2 separate regions of the Mus musculus genome follow, and region 1 is linked to region 2. The links are chromatin loops, found by intact Hi-C in ENCODE. Cell type or tissue: heart. All regions are shown on one strand. Each heading gives the region's core, and the rest is flanking DNA. Links, peaks and the distances in the headings are about the cores only.

Region 1 (5,373 bases), core at 277-5,276, 98 kb before region 2:
CAGTTCTTCTAGATTTAGTGTGAAATTTGCTGCCACTATGATGTTATAGGGCACCTCCTTCCATCTTAGACTTCAGAGGCTCCTAGGGTGGTAAATACGTTTAAGTCATTATATTTAAGCTATTACATTTAAGTCATTGAGACCCATGTGCTGAGAAGTTAGGCCCACCTGATTTTGGTGAAGGTTTTGCTATAACTATTAGACCCATGGGTCACAACATCATAGCCAAGAGTCAACTTATGATGCTTAAATACAGTTTCTTGCACAAGGTGCAGTCCATGTGTTAACAGCGATTTCCATCCGGAATTCCTTCCTCATGGCTGGCCTCCAGGGTGGAATGATTAGCTTGGCATGAAGTCCAACACTGTGCTGGCAGACCACACATAAGATAAGAAGGAACTGGAATGGAAATCTGCTTGGACCAAGATTATAATGTGTCCTCCAGAGGTTGGAACCATCGAAGTTGTCCCCTGATGGTGTCATCTGGTCTGAAGCTCCTTGGTCCTTTGAACTGCAGCCCTCATATTCATCATGACAATTGGAAAGGCCTCCGGCCACTTGAGGCTTTCTCTTTGTTGCCGTTGGCTTCATCTACTAAGGGAGAAGTGGAAGCAGGCAGCCTAGATTCTTAGCAAGGACTACTAGTTGTGTTAATATATAAAGAATGTTTCGTCCAGAAACTTAAAAAAAAAACAACAGCCTAAATTCTCACAATCCATTACTGAATTCTTCTCAACAAAAGCCTGAAGACCCCACTCTAGCTGCTGAATTCTCCCACGTACAAACTTTACTTGGGAATATGCTAAGAAATAAGTTCCAGTCTCTAAGAGCTGATGGAACTACATTCTTTCATCTTCATAGAAATATATGGTTCTTAGAAAATAGTGCATTCACTTACATTGTGCTTATTTCATGCAGCTATGTCTAAGTTGCAGTCATAAGGTATAGATCCCTTTTATATTTCTTTCATCTGAAAATACTATTTTCTTGATTAGAAATATCAGAAAAAGCTAATGCTAAAAAAATTAACAAATTGTACTGGAAACAGCCAGGGGAAATGACAAATTCTTTACATGACTTTTATCTCTTCTTAAACTTCTAAACACTGTATTCAAGGGCCACAAGGAAATCTGATTAATCCTGGCAGTCTAGATTTTCAAAATTTGTACATGAAGTATATTTGACCACACAATGTAAAAGGGGAAGGATAGAAAGACCATTGAAATGCACATGGAAAGAGTCTAATGTTGATTCTAGGTAGAGTATGAGATGTTACATGTATATATCACAAGTCTAGAGTAACTACTAAAGGTAGAAAACAGAGGGAATATTATTTGGTCTTCTCAGGGTACTTAAACAAAATACCGCAGACTGGAAGCAGTTTGCACAGTTCTGGAGAATAGATATACAAGGTGAGGGAGAAAATAGGTTTTGTAAGGGTTTTCATATTGTGCTGTGGTCACTACCTTCTCCCAGTCTTCACATGGCTGCCTCTTGGTGTGTAAGCAGAGTGGATAACCTCACCATCTCTCTCTACCTCCCTCTCTCCCTCTCTACTTCATGCCTTTTCTTTCAAGGGCCCTATTTGCATCATGCAAGTTCACCTGTGACCTCACATAAATCAAAGCATGTCTCAAATGTGTCATCGTCAAATATCAGGCAAAAGGGTAACATTCCAGCAAATGGATTTAAGTGACATAATTAAGTCCAGAAAATTGTAAAAACGAACAAACAAAATGTAATGCAGGGCTAGGTAGCTCAGTATGAGAATACGAGGCCCTGAGCCCCAGCCCCAACACTGGAGAGAGGGGTGGTGGGGGGAGAGGAGGAGAGAGGGAGAGAGGGAGAGAGGGAGAGAGGGAGAGAGGGAGAGAGGGAGAGAGGGAGAGAGGGAAAGAGGGAGAGAGGGAGAAATGTGCAAATGATTCAAAAGATGGCAAGAGACAAAAAGTGGAAGAAGAATGAAAACAAATGTCAAAATGATAGAACTACATACAAACATATCAAGATTCACATGAACTAAAGTCATTTGGAGATAAGGACACCCAGGCTCAGACCCATGCTGTAACTTGACCACAGTACACAGATACAAAGGGCATAGCAACTGTCCAGCCTAGCTTGGCCCTGACTCCCAGATTCTGTCTAAAATGTGAAACACTCTCATCACATTCTCCAAGTAGTCATGTCTCAGGCCTACTCACAGAAGGGGTACTAATGGCCATGGTCAGAATCCAGATGCCTATACAAAGAGAGATGATAGGTTCCCTTGCTCCAAATACCTGAATCCTTGAGATTATGGGCAGAGCTCACCTCCTGGCTCTTTCCTGGAACACAGAAGTGTCCATATCCTCTAAAGGCCAGCCTTTGAAGACAGGGAGAAAGGGCTTCTCCAAGGGGCATCTTGCAGGCTCCTTGGAGTAAGTTCTAAGGGTTGTTACCAAGACTCAGCTAGGAAGCCCTCAGTGGAACTTCGAAATAACCTCCTGTGAGTACAAAGCTGCCTTAGGCACCTGCCCCCTCCACCGATGCTGCCCTGGTTGTTTTCGCATTGTTCAGGCTGAAAAGAATTCCCAAGACCTTCAACCATGACCTCAATAAGTGATACGTTGCAGTTTGCCAAGATGCCATGAGACAGAAGACACTGTCCTGGGTGGGACACACTGCTAGTGTTCTCTCCCTGAGCCTAATTCAGGAAGAACCAGTTACTCCTAATCCACGTCCAGGAAACTATCAGGTGGGTGTGCTTCCTAGAACTGGCTACACTTCCCTAAATCCCCCAGAGAATAGCTTCCTGTCAATCAGCCTCAGAGTGATTACAATAAAACTCCAGCATTCCTTTATAATAACAATAATAAATGCAAGTACCATCTGTCACGCATCTAATTGGCAAGCGAGGTAGCTTTTATTATCCTTTTGATAATGCTAATAATGACTAGCAGAGTGTGCCAGCCCCTGTGCTAAGAAACATCGGTGAATTCTTTCATGCAGTCCTCCCAGTAAACCTATGTGGCAGGTAATATGATTCCCGTTTTCTTAGTAAAAGGTCTGAGGCTTAAAGAAATGAGTCAACCAACACAAGCAAGTAAGAGAGAGGCCAGAACTGGAGGCTAATTCTGTCTCTCTGAGAAAGGTTATTCTGGTAGCAACATCTTAAAAGATGACAGTAGTATGTTAGTATGTTGTTTAGAAAATTGAGAATATTTTTATTCATTCTTTGACAACTTCATATGTGCATGTAATATATGTGACTCATTTCTCCTCTAACTCTTCCCTCTAACCCCCAGACTTCTCCCTCACGACATATTCTCTCCCTACCTTTATGTGCTCTTCTTAACATTTTAAAAAGATTTATCTATTTATTTACTTATTTAATGCAAATGAGTATGCTGTCTTCATGCACACCAGAAGGGGGCATCAGATCCTATTACAGATGGTTATGAAGCACAATGTAGTTGCTGGGAATTGAACTTAGCGCCTCTGGAAGAGCAGCCAGTGCTAGAAGAAAAGCCAGCGCTCTTTACTGCTGAGCCATCTCTAAAGCCCTCTTCTTAGCATTTCTAAAATAAAATTAAAAAAAAAACAATAATCATAGAAACCCCCATTAAATGAACTCATGAGGGAGACCAAACCACAAGGAAGAGACCTCATCTTGAGGGGTAGAGAGCAGTCTCAGTGTATGGAGGCATGGCCACCTAAGTTTGGATCTTAGTAAGATTGTGTCTGCTGGCATACTCAAGGCTTGCTCTTCTGTCCCTTAACTCTGTCTTCACTTTGTTCACTTTGGGTCTGACTGGAGCCCAATGCTTCATCTTCACCCCACATTCCAACTTGGTTGTTCCCCTGAAAAGGCCCATCTTCACTGTGATCCCTAAGATGAGCATACGGTCCCCAGAGCTGAATCTGTGGAGATACAAATCCACAGGGGAAATTGCACGTGGTTTCCAGCAACTCTCCTCTGTAGAGAGCATCTGTAAAACTGGATCCTCTAAAAACTCAGGGTGAATACGCATGTGCAGCGCAATGGTTCTTTTATTCCTGTGTTCATTTACCTACCGTGTGCCAGCTGGTTGCATGTGTCTCGCTGTGAGCTTTCACAACAACCCTTTCAGGTGGTTATTACTAACACCATTTACTACGTGGAAATCTGTGACCCCGAGTGGTGAAATGATGTGACCGCAGCACATAACAAACTCAAGGCAGAGTTGGGTGTCATCATAGCCGTGCAAGGTACCTGTCACTTGGTTACTTTTAACCCTTCCGAAGCTCAAGTTGAAATAAGTCCCAGTGCAATAGTATTGGGCGGAAAGGTGAGGTCTTCAGGTCATGGGGACTCTGCTCTGATGAATCGATTATGCTGATTAAGCTGAAGTCAAGCTCTTGCCTCTTGCACACCTCTTACCCACTGTTTTCCACCACAGGATGGCACAGCCAGCCAGTCCTCAACAGACAGGAGCTCCTCAAACGTTGGGCTGTCCAGCTTTGAGATCTATTTTTTTAAAAAAAAGAAATCTCTGCTTGATTTCGTTACAGCTGCCTTGAGTAGACCAAGACAATCCCTGCTGATTTGGAGCTGCCTGAGATGAAAATGGCACCCGTGACGCTTTCCTGACCTGATGCTTTAACAGCACCCGTGGTCAGGAGAGACAGCTCACAATCCATCTCTGACCATGTCTCTGCCCTTCCCTTGGTTCTTACTGGCTTGTCCCCCTTCTTTAGGGGACAACACATGCTTTCTCTCCCATCTGGACCTGCACCTGAACTCTCCTCTTTGCTGAGCATGTTCTGGTATCACACCTGTCTGTCCTTTCCCAGCCAATCTTAGGCTTTACTTTAGTCATTTGCATCTGAGGTTGTGTTCAGTGTTTGTGTGTGCTTCCTTTGCCTTGCTGATTGTTCTATACTCTTCTATGTTTGTTCATCTCCCCATTAGGCTGAAAACTTTGGCAAAGACGTGAAACCTGTTTGCTTTGTTCAGTGTACTATCGAATAAGACCTAACACCAAAGATGCTCATTGGATATGGGACCTGATGGTGGCTAGTTGTAGTCAGGCAGTGTCATTTTCTGAATTGTGGATGGCATAGTTTAACTAGGAATTCAATATTATTAAAAGATGCAGATTTCTTTGTGTGTGCACACTTGTGTGCACATTCTCACAGTAGGCAGAGGAGGATGTTAAGTATCTTTCCCTATCATTCTTTGCCTTGTTTCTATGAGTTAGGGTCTCCCCCCGAATATGCAGCTAGGCTAGTGTCTACAAGCCCTGGATCCTACCTTCTCTATCTCCACAGTTCTGGGGTTATAGATGTAGGTATAGCCATACTGGCTTAGTCATGTGGGTGATGCTTAGAACAAGTAACCAGGAGCCCCAGATG
Region 2 (5,373 bases), core at 247-5,246:
TTTATGAGTGTTGGCCATCTCCTGTCTTTGAGAGTAATTTCTTCCCTTGACCCCCTGGTCCTTTCCTGCTTCCGTCTTCCATGCGATTTAAGAGTATATTCAGCTACAGCTGGTACCCATGGCTTCAACTCCCAGGAAAGGCAGTATGGATAGCAAAGAGTTAGGAGACTAGAGCTCCTCCACTCACTAACTATTTGGCTTCAGGCAAGTCACTCAACATTCAGGTGCCTCAGTTTCCTTAACTATAAAATAGTGCAAAAGTGTTTTAGTCTTTTTGGTTTCTGTTACTGAACGTGCACCTTACCTTCCAGTATTACCCAACTATGAGGCCTGTTCATGCTATCTTGGCTCAGGCACATAGGGAGTGCCCAGACAGTCAGCGTGAATTTATAGATAACATGCTGTTCTGAATTGAGTTGTCTCAGAAGCAAAACTGGAGACCAGGAGTTAGGTACGGTTACTTCATCTGGGAAGTGAACCCAAGCAGAACAAAGGAGGGAGGAGAAAAGGGGGGAGGGGTGAATAGTGAAAGGATGGGTTAATTTCTTGCTTGTCTGTTTGGAGAACAAATGCAAAGAAACTATTGGGTCCCTTGGCCAATGCTAAGCAGATTTAATTCACCTTGGTCCTAAGGCCTTCCTTAGAGCAAGGGGTCATTAATGTGGACCCTTCCCTTCCCTTCCCTTCACTGCAGAATGGCTTGCCATTTAATATGACATATAATGCAACAAGTAGTCTTTTTGGTTTTTTGAGACTGGGTCTCAAGCAGCTTAGGTGAGGTTCAAATTCCCTATGTATCTAAACACGACCTTGAACTTCTCATCCTTCCGAGAGCTGGGAGTACAGGCATGTGCCACCATGCCCTGGCCCAATAGTCAAGACCTTTAATGAGGAGATGCTGGGGAAGCACAGAGGAGGGCATAATTAACTGGTGATGTGCCAAAGAGACTACAGTTATGTCAACTGACAGTCCTAATTGTTCACAGCGTTCATTTCCCAGGACCATTAGCAGAGCCCACTGGAGCTTCTTCCATTACACTGAACACTTCACATCAAGTCTCTGAGTAAAGGATTCAGGGAGCTGAGGGAGAGAGTGAATTGGCATGCTTGGATGACAGATTTGGATTTCTAGTCTTTGCCCCTTATATCCAACATGTGCTGACTGAGGGGCTCCCATGTGCTCGTATGGTTCTTGGCACTGAGAGTGGGAACACAAGAGACAGTCAAGAATTCTGCTGTGATGCAGCTTAGCCATGGGGAAATGTTAAGCAAGCATCCGGAAAGATACAATAGAGACAGGAGCTATGCAGCAACAGGACCAGGGGCAGGATGTTGGGAGAGGTGCGGGTGGTGAGGATGTGGGGGTGTCAGACACAGTGGATCAAACGGTGAACTGTGAGGGCCCGACTTCTGCTCTGTGATTTATCTGCCGACCTCAGTTGGGTAGAGGTTCTTTCCAATAGGATGGTGGCTATGAGGGGCAGGCATTCCAGGTTCTTGGGGCCCAGCTTGGAGCTTTACCTGTGACCTGTAACTACAGAAAGTGTTGAAGAAGAGACATGCCTTTGGGTGCCAAGCACAGGTCTGTTTGTCCTTGGGAGATAGAGCTGGTACCCAAGTTTCAGTTCCCAGCATGGTCATTTCAGTTCTCACTTGCCCACACGCGGTCCTTCCTCTATGTCTTGAGAGTCAGAGGAATCTCAAACACTCAAGTAAAACCACCAAACTGCAGCCTACAGGTAAAGTGTGGCATTTCCTCGGGAAACCACAATGAATCACTCCCCATGGCAGCCCAGACTCCCTGGCTAGTTCTCCTAACCCCCCTGGAGCAGCTCAAGGCTTATTAACGCGCCCTCCCCCCAAGTCTCCCACCCTCAGGTTAAGAACAAAATCTCCAATCTTGTGAGGCCTGGTGAGTTTCTAATTTTACCAGAAAGGGGTCTCTACTACGCAGTGGCTGATCTTTTCTTCTTCAGACAGCAGTTTCTGGAAGACTCAAAGAAAAATAATCACCAGTAATTAGGGAGAAACTGACACCCTTGGGCCAGACCTGCCCCCGAGCTAGGTCCACACAGACATGCAGAACACACAGCCCACAAGTTAGAAGCCTCCCTTCTCTGACATCTCTAGTGTGCAGTAATACCCAAGCACAGATATCATTGATGTCTCCAACATGCCAGTCTAAGCATCTTGTTTTCAAATTAAGTCTACGAACACTCCTTTCTTGATTGGGAAACTAAGCCTCAAGGAAGTATCACTTGCAGGAAAGAGAAAAAGGCCATTTTCCAACCAGGGTTCAGAGCCTGGAATGCTCGAATGCTAGCCAGATCATCTCTGTGCTATCCAAAAGGTTTTGCCTCCAGGCACTGGGTAAGAAGATAGAAATCCACGGAAAGGAACAGGAGAAAGTAGCCTAGGAGAAGACAGTGCAGGATGGGAGAGAGGCCACAGTCTTTTGGTGTCCCAGCTTTAGCAAGCCCCACTTCAAGGCCAAGGTTCTCTGCTGATAAGCCCCACCTCTGCCTTCTGTGGCCAAGAAGGAGGCCCACCCCATGAATCTCCTACACTGCCCTATACTCCTGTGCCCTGAAGTGTGCCCGGCGGGCCAAGGGTTAAACGCGGCGGGAGCCCCCGGAGCGGGGCAGCCGCGGGCCGGGAGTGCTTAGTCAGGATTCCGATTTCCTGCCGAAGTGTTTGGATTTCCTGCAGCCCGCTCCCGCCGCCGCCACCGCCGCCGCCGCCGAGCGGGCTCGAGAGAGCGGCTCCGCGTCGCCGGCCTCCTCCTCCCCCCTCCTCGGCACATGGTCGCCCGCCCCTTCCTGCGCCGCGCTCGGCTCCCGCGCCTCGCCCGGCCTCGCCGCGCCCGCGATGGAATAATGCCCAGCGGCCCGCCCGGTCCCGGTGAGTGGCGAGGCGGCGGGGCGGCGGGAACAGGCGCGGTGGGGCGCTGCACGGCCACCCGCACACCCCCTGTGGGCTCCGGGTGTCCCCGTCCGTCCGCAGAGCACCAGCCGGGGGCGTGCGGGGCGCGCGGCCGGCTCTGCAGGGGTTGGCCGGGCGGCCCGGGGATTCCGCAGCCGCAGCGCCGGAGCGCACGTTCCCCTGCTCCGCGGAGGAGACCCGGGTTGGGGGTGTGCGCCCGGGGCGCAAGGCTCCCCGCTCCGGGAGGAGGCCCGGGCAGACGCCGGGGCGCTCCCGGAGTCCGCTGGGGCGCTTTCTCTGTCCTCCCGGGCACTCTCCCCTCCCATTGGGACTCTCTCCTTCTCCTCTGGGGTGCTCTCCCGGCCCTTGGGGGCGCTTTCCTTCTCCTCGGCACTTTTCCCGGTTCTCCAGGGGCGCTCTCTCCCTGCGCGGCGGGGAGGCGCGGGCATTGGCCGCCGCATTGTCTCGGGCGCAGCGGAGGAAAGTTCCCCTCGGCGCGGGTCCCGGCCTGGACATGGCGCTGCCTGGCAGGCCCCAGACCACTTAAAAGGAAAAGAAACAGGGAATGGGGGGGGGGGGGGGAGTGGTAATTCCCCTTGGGAGCTGAGAAGTGCCTTATGTCTTCTTCCGCTTGTACCATTTTGGAACCTGATGCTTTTTATGAGAGCAACAGTAAGTTTAAACGAGAGCGAGAAAAAAAATAGAAAGAAAGAAACTAGCTGGTATCTGGTTTTCTGCTGTTTAATCCATCCAGAGACATCATCTCACGCCCTCGTAGGGCGGGTTCTTTTTATCAAGGAAAGGCTTAGCCAGGTCTAGACCAAGTTAACTTGACCTTAGCCTTAGCTGTACAGATGCAAAAGACCATTTCCCCCCTTCCATCGACTCCATCAGGTTGTGTTAGCAGGATTGCTTCTGGGATAGCAGTGGTACAGGATTGCTGAGTAATGTTTTGAGATTGTAAAACACAGCATGTAATTCTTAGGCCAGTTTCATGTCTATCCTAGCCTGAGTGGCCAGGTCTTCTTGGCGGGCCGTTGGAAGGCCCCTGTGTAGTGGCCATTGGGAGAGGGGCTTGATGGGGGGTGGGGTGCTATAGAAGAAAAGAATCTCGGAAAACAACTGTTTTCTCTTTTAATGTGGAAGAGATTCAGAAAGATTCTATGGACACAACTACTTGGTGGCCTGGCCAGGAATAGCTTACTTCCAAGCCTCTAAACTCCCTGGCCTGGCCACCCTGATTATGCCAGATTGTGATCTGCCAGCCCTAAACCAGGAGTGTTACTGTGTCTTTCAACTCTCTCCACTTTAGCACCTTCTCCTGTTCTCTTATCTGTTATTGCTGTTGTTTCTGAGCTATGCAGTTATCTCAAAGAACATATTTTGAGATAAGGGGTTTTAAAATTACCCTGTTTAGAAATGCATAATGGTTTTTAGTACTTGTATGGTAATTTTAAAAAATCTAAGAAAGAAAGGAAGAAAGAAAGGAAGAAAGAAAGGAAGAAAGAGAAAAAGAAAAAAGTATTGTCCAACTTCTGTTCACTGACACAAGTGGATTTGGGATTCAGCTTTCAAGTGGATTTGAAGCATACAATTGTAGTTATTATATGGGTGTGTGTGTGTGGGGGGGTGCTTTTCTCTATTCTCTCATTTTGTTTGAAACAGATGAACTCCAAGCCAGCATTGTCTTGACACAGAATGTGCTGTGAGATTTTTTCAGAAGTCTCAATTCTGAATCTTCCTCTCTCTGTGAGCTAGGCAGCCCACCTAGTTCCCTCTTCTTGAAAGCTCAGTGGCTGGCTTTTCCTCTTTAGTATGTGATAATGTTAGAGAGAAAGGACTTTTTCACAAGCTTGCCATTTGGTGAAGGAAATTGAAATTCCTTACACCTCTCCAGCCCTCCACAACCACAGCCAGCTAGATTTTCAAAACCAGTGCAGGCCCTGCAGGCCCAGAGATGAATGTGTGCATTCAGGCTGAGCCCTCCTAGTCCAGACCCTCCTCCCAGCTGGCTGCTCCATGTTGCACCCAGGTGGCTGTGGTCTGGGGGACATGAGAGGCCCCCTGTCCCTGTGCTGTTTGTGGGTTTTCCCAACCAAGGTCTCATTGTGTCAGATGGGATCTTCCTGGGCCCCTTACATTTTCTCCTTCCGTCTTCTTTTCCTCTCACTGGGGTATCTGACGATAGCTCCAAGGTCTTTTCTAGAAATCTGCCTAGATAATCCCTACATGAGCAATGCTGACAGTGACATCTCACACTTATTAAGCACTTGTTGTATGCTCTAGACTTGTTGCCTCCTAAGATGGACTAAGAGAGTGTTGGGGATATGGCTCCGTGGAAAAGTGTTTGCCGTACAAGCGTAAAGACCTGAGTTCAAATCCCTAGCATGCCTGTAAAAAGCCAGATGTCCCGGGAAATCTAGCACCCACAGAGTGAGTGGGTGAAGACAG

What was found. A loop is a pair of places that touch in the nucleus more often than their neighbours do. Peaks named below come from ENCODE experiments on the same cell type or tissue, not always from the same donor. Only the 100,000 strongest peaks of a DNase experiment are listed, where the experiment ranks them.
Region 1: a loop joins it to region 2, with 7 times the contacts of the local background. A loop is called at or near these places in 5 of 42 quality-filtered maps.

Annotation. Positions count from the first base shown.
Region 1 is chr15:64,478,168-64,483,540 of GRCm38, reverse strand. No RefSeq gene overlaps it. Among named protein-coding and RNA genes, the nearest start is that of Gm46509, 23 kb to the left of the region's middle. In heart, for the core only: no CTCF peak of the experiment used is centred there; DNase peaks (open chromatin) are centred at 430 and 2,710.
Region 2 is chr15:64,380,245-64,385,617 of GRCm38, reverse strand. Asap1 (ArfGAP with SH3 domain, ankyrin repeat and PH domain1) reads left to right here and starts at 2,699. Exons shown (of 31, transcript NM_010026.3): 1 at 2,699-2,901. In heart, for the core only: a CTCF peak has its summit at 3,012; a DNase peak (open chromatin) is centred at 2,997; H3K4me3 peaks cover 2,505 bases; H3K27ac peaks cover 2,691 bases.